Linked DNA regions of Mus musculus: region 2 is linked to region 1. The links are chromatin loops, found by intact Hi-C in ENCODE. Cell type or tissue: left cerebral cortex. All regions are shown on one strand. Each heading gives the region's core, and the rest is flanking DNA. Links, peaks and the distances in the headings are about the cores only. Region 1 has its middle 12 kb from the start of Sh3bp4. Region 2 overlaps Sh3bp4 (SH3-domain binding protein 4).

Region 1 (2,804 bases), core at 288-2,787:
TCTTCCTCCCTTCCTCTCTTCCTTCCTCCCTTCCTCTCTTCCTTCCTTCCTTTCTTTCTTTCTTTCTTTCTTTCTTTCTTTCTTTCTTTCTTTCTTTCTTTTTTGAGACAGGGTTTCTCTGTATAGTCCTGGCTGTCCTGGAACTCACTCTGCAGACCAGGCTGACCTCGAACTCAGAAATCCTCCTGCCTCTGCCTCCCAAGTGCTGGGATTAAAGGTGTGCAACAACATTGTCCGGCCTTCTATGATTCTTAAGTGCTAGTTTGATGTGACTCACTGCTCCTCAAACTCCTGCCTCCAAGATGGACTGAACCTCAGAGTGTGAGCCAATAAAACCCCTTTCTCCCTTGCGTTGCTTTTGTGAGGTCTCAGGTGTGTTACAAAAGGAAAAGTAACCAAGAGATGGTAAACAGCACTGTATTATACACATGTTTCTAAACCCCTAAATATAATTATTGTGTTTTATAACGCAGTATAATTGCGGAGGTTGCTATCTTGGTTCTGCCAAGGTGTTCCCCTAAGGAACAGACCTAATATAAAGAAAGTTTATGGGGAAAGGGAGGGGGTACCTGGAGAGGGGTAGAGGCAGAGAAAGCAGGGAGAAGGAAAGAAAGAGAAAGAGAGGAAGAGAGGCCAGCTGGCTAGGAACATGTGGGAACAGAGAGAGAAAGATGGTGAGAGAGAGCTCGGGTAGCGAGCACTCCCTCTTCATATACCTGGAAGTGATACAAGCTGTTGCTAGGTAGATGTAGAGTGTAGCCTGGTGGAATTGTCTGTAGACCAACACTAACTTCAGATATTTTCACGAAAGAAAAAGAAGTAGAAGAGACAGAAGAGGAAAGGAGAAGGAGGAAGAAGAGGAGGAGCATTTGGGATGGACATGATAGCTAGCTTGATTTAATTGCATATGTATTCATATGTCCCTTCAGCAATCTGTCTGTATGTACATATAAATACATATAATTCAGAAATATGTGTAATTGTAATTTGTCAATGTATATAAAAATGGTAATTTATCTGCAGCTGGAAGACACTCAGTTTGTGTTTTTAAATACCACCGACTGGTATGGATGTAATTTCTTTAGAAAGCTTGCTTAGTACCTTGCTTGTTTGCCCCTGCAGATTAAAAGAAACTATGTGTATGTGTGTGTTTGTGTGTGGCTATGTGCAGGTGGATGCAGTGCCTTCAGAGACCAGAAGAGGGCATCAAACTCCTTAGAGCTGGGATTACATGTGGTTGTGAACTTTCCAATGTAAGGTGCTAGGAACTGTACTTGGGTCTTCTGCAAACATCCTGAATGCTTATAACTGCTAAGCCATCTCTCCAGCTCCCACTCATTGAGTTACATCTCCAGGAGAGAACTAAAGAGTGTACACCCAGAGAGAGCACCAATGAACCGGCCAAAGAAATGGCTCAACGAAGTCGAACTTGTGGAACCAAGGGATTTCCTGGAATTGCATCCAGGGGCATGGGTGACTCAAAGGCTGCTCAGCACTGAAAAGCCCTCCCAGCATGGACGGCCACACCCAAAAGCTGCATCCCTGGAGCTCCCTGCTGGGCCTGCAGACAGCTCCACTGAAGACTTCTCCCTGCAGCCACTGTTTGCAGCTCACCTTCTCAGAGGAGCCTGGGAGCCTCTCGACTCTGCAGGCTTCTGGAGCCAAGCACATTTTTCTTTACTTTCCCAGTGTTAAGAGCCTCCCTCCTCCACCAGGAGAGAATGTTTCAACTCCGAGGAAATAGCTGCACAACACCATCTGTAGGTTTTTCTTCTGTTTTGCTGTTCCACCTACTGGTGGGCAGAGCTCTTCTTTCCATGTGTGCTGTTTAAGATGCTGTAAAGGGCACGCTCACAATCCCTTGCTGCCTCCCTCCTTCCCACTGTCCTCTTTCCTGCCTCTCTTGTATGATAGGAGCTCTTTCTTTACCTTTCAGCCACATCAATCACATTTATTTTTTTGCATTGCCCATTCTGGCTGGAGTCCTCATCATGGGGAATAGATTTGAGATTGGTATTAAATGGACCCTTTCTTGCTAGGTTTTAGTGGTGGTTGTTTGGTGTGGAGGGGTGTGTGTGTATGTGTGTGTGTGTGTGTGTGTGCGTGTGTGCATACATTGGTGTATTTGAGACTGGCCTCCAGCTCTATGCATCCAAGGATGAATTTTTGACCCTCCTACCTCCATTTCCCAAGAGTAAGTATTATAGATGTATGCTACCACATGGCTCCTTCCATGGTTTTTAACACCCAAAGAGCTAATGGTGTTGTGTGTTCTTAGACTCTAGTGGTATGGGTGTCTCACCTTCAATAGAAACCTTTTCTTCATGTTATTACTTCTATTACCCATTAAGAAAGAACTCTTATGGTTGTGTTTCTGAGAGACTGACAACACCCAACTCTAGGTGAAGGAACTCTAGCCGGCCTGAGCATGGCAAACATGGCTCTGGTGGGCCTTGCCCTTCTTCCCCATTCCCTCTGCCTTGCTAAAAAACATTGGATTGCATTCCTAAAGCTAGCCACCGACGTCTTTTCTCTTCATTTGGCCAATTCCTCCTCCTGAGGCTGACAACCAAGATCCAACTATCAAAGTATTGAAGTCCAGCAGTCAAAAGTCTCACCTAATAAACATGTCCACTTAAAATTAAATACTCTTCCTAACACAGGGTTTCCCCTCGTACCTTTATAAACTGCCATTTGTCTATGGGTTGTGTCTGTCCCCTCTCTATCCACATTCCTTTGTCCTGTTCCCCTCTGGGACAAATCCTCCTCCTCCCTCTCCCTTGTTCCCTTCCTCTTCTCTCTCA
Region 2 (2,804 bases), core at 235-2,734, 79 kb before region 1:
ATAAATGGCACTGTTTTCAGGGAGGAATGAATAGCAGAAAGGTTAGAGAGCTGATGGTAAAACTGGCTGCCTGTAAATCCACGAGCCATCAATATCCCCATGTCCCCCTCAGGCAGGGGTTGGCTAGGAACTTACCTTTGACATCATTAAAGCTTGTCTCTGAGAAGCCCTCGCTCAGGTCTATCAGAGTCCCCTCCGACTTGCACCGAGGGAGGCCACTGGCGTTGGCTGCCCGGATACGCTGGGCTGCCATGGTGAGCCTCTTGGGTGGGTGAGGTACTATGGTCTCATGTCTCCTCCCCTAGTTCCAGCAGGGACAGCAGCTGCTGTCTCATAAAGTCACGCTGCACGGCAGGGTCAACTTGGCAGTGTGCTTCTTCCTGAAGGGAGAGGAGAAATAATTTCCTCTGAACAAGTGAAGCATGGCTTCGAGGGTAATCTTATGGGAGGAGGGAGTCCTGTTTCTTCCAGACCATTCCAGTGAAGAGAGAGACCCAATTCATTGCTCTGGCCCAGGAGCAGAAGTGGCAAGCTGCACAGACCCTGTGCCCAGTGGGCACGTAGAGATGCTCTTCCTAGGGCACAATGGGGTCTGTGAAATGTGTCCCAGCACCTGGATGGCCATTCAGTGCAGTCAAAGAGGGCAGCCTCAGACCGTGCAGTACATTGGCACTTCCAGGACTCAGGAAGAAAACAGCCCCTGTCTGTCCAGAGTGGCGGGTCCTGTTGGAGGAGTGGCCGTGGGAGGCTTGGCACAAGGAACAGAGAGCCAGTAACACCATTTGCTCTTGAAGCCTTGCCATGGTGGCTTGGGGGTGGGGGTAGGGGTGGGAGGCTGCTCCCTGCCTATGTGTACCCCTAGTCCCCACTAGAACTGAACAGACATCATACGCACAGTCCTTGGGGGCTACCAGGTTTATGACGTGCAGCTAATGAATACATGTGAAATTGGGCACACTATCAAACTGCTATTCCTAGGCTGCTGGTGGACATAATTATGAGTACGGTTGGTTCTTAGTAGGATGAGGTAGACCAGGCTTAAAATTTGTGGCGGGGTCTTTCGTTGGCTTGGAGCAGACCCTAAACCAGGACTGACGACGGGCAAGAAATAGCAATAAGAGCTGATTTCAATGCGTGAAATTTGCAGCTTCTCTACCAGAAACCAATGCATACCGCCTCAGCCCCAAACAATGGGGCGCTCAACACTCCACCTAGAACATGGCTGAAAATGGGGCCTCTGACGCAGGTGTGGCACCCTCACACAGCTCTCTATGACAAAGTAAGCTCACCAGCCCCAGGCACTACATCCCCAGCTCAAAGGACCCATGTACAGAATGTGCAGGCTCAGCACCCACCTCCTGCTGCTGCTAACAATACAAATCCTGAATCCTATCCAGCCCATTAACTACACTTGCTGTATTTCTTAAGAAATACACACGATGGAATGATACACAACGTGAGGCAAGGTCTCAATGAATACCAATTACTACTACCAAGCATCAGAGGCCAGTCTTGGCTCCAGGGACCAGTGGGCAGAGATCCAAGAAAGGCTTCCGACTTCCCGCCCACCTTAAGATTCCAGAAGATCACAGCTTGCAAGCTCTCTATGCCAGAGACTCCGTGCCATTTACGGACACTGGGGAACTCATGACAGAGGAAAGAGGTTGGAGAGTGGGAGGGGGGGGGGGAAAGTCACTTCAGGAATGGGCTGGAGCCCATACACAGCCTGGGCTTGCCAACTTTCCAGCCGCACAAGTGTCCCCTGCGATTCTGAAGGCCGGGGTGTCTAAGGAGAGGCAGTAGACTGTGCTGCCAATACAGAAGGGAAGGTCAGGAGATGCCTACTGGCTGTGACAGCTGATGGCAGGCTTGTCCTGAGGACACTGGTGAAGCTCAGAGCTGCTCTGAGAACCCGTGAGTAAGGAGTATGTTTTGGTTCTTCATCTGCTCTAAGGACACTGGTGTTTACTACCTGTGCTTGCTTTCCTCTTGTGTCTAACAAGTCCTTCCATCAGAAATGAGCTGGTCATCTCTGCCATCCCAGTCCAGGCCACAAGACTGATTTTCTGGAGGGTTAAAGAACCCGAGTCCGAATGGCACAAAGAAGGGGCACTAATGACAAGCTTCAAGGCAACCTCCTGACTTTAGAACCCTAGGGGCAGAATCTTGCCTTGGCTCCCATGTAAACAGCCTGGGATGTGCTGGGACACGGGACACGGAGTCAGAGTAGCCCTGCCTAAAGGCACCTGAGCCTGGGACTGGAACTGGGGTGAGCCCTGGAGTGCCTCGGCAAGTGAGTGAGGACCAGGGCTGCATGGGTCACAGCTCACCTTTCCCCCTGAGGACTTCTGGAAGCCACTGAAGGTGTGGTGGTTTGAATGAGACACGTCTCCCATAGGCTCCAATGTTTGGTCCCCAGTTGGTGACCCTACTTGGGCAGCTTTGCTGGAGGAAGTACATCAGTAAAGGTGGGGTTTTTTTTTTTTTTGCGATTAAAAGGTCCACGCTATTCATTCACTCCCTGCTTTTGTGCCTGCGGGTCAGTGTGTGAGCCCTCAGCTTCCTGCGTCTTCTATTACACTTGCTGCCATGCCTGCCAGCCTGCCTGCCATGGTGAACTCTTATCCCTCTGGAACCGTATGTCAAAATAAGTCCTCTCTTCCATACGTTTCGTTGGTTGTGGTGCTTCATCCTAACCACAGGAAAGTAACTACCACTCCTGGCTGGGAACGGTCACATGATGTAGTTGAGAAAAACCCGCTGTTTCCTTTGGGAATGGTTACTTCTGGTCTAGGGAAGCTGAA

Evidence for each region. A loop is a pair of places that touch in the nucleus more often than their neighbours do. Peaks named below come from ENCODE experiments on the same cell type or tissue, not always from the same donor. Only the 100,000 strongest peaks of a DNase experiment are listed, where the experiment ranks them.
Region 2: it touches region 1 in a loop (2.3-fold over the local background); 2 of 42 quality-filtered maps call a loop at or near these places.

The regions. Positions count from the first base shown.
Region 1 is chr1:89,056,596-89,059,399 of GRCm38, reverse strand. No RefSeq gene overlaps it. Among named protein-coding and RNA genes, the nearest start is that of Sh3bp4, 12 kb to the left of the region's middle. In left cerebral cortex, for the core only: CTCF peaks have their summits at 1,198 (motif pointing right) and 1,779 (motif pointing left); a DNase peak (open chromatin) is centred at 1,747.
Region 2 is chr1:89,135,135-89,137,938 of GRCm38, reverse strand. Sh3bp4 (SH3-domain binding protein 4) reads right to left here. Exons shown (of 6, transcript NM_133816.3): 3 at 136-380. The coding sequence starts at 253. Among named protein-coding and RNA genes, the nearest start is that of Gm34331, 33 kb to the right of the region's middle. In left cerebral cortex, for the core only: no CTCF peak of the experiment used is centred there; DNase peaks (open chromatin) are centred at 560 and 1,471.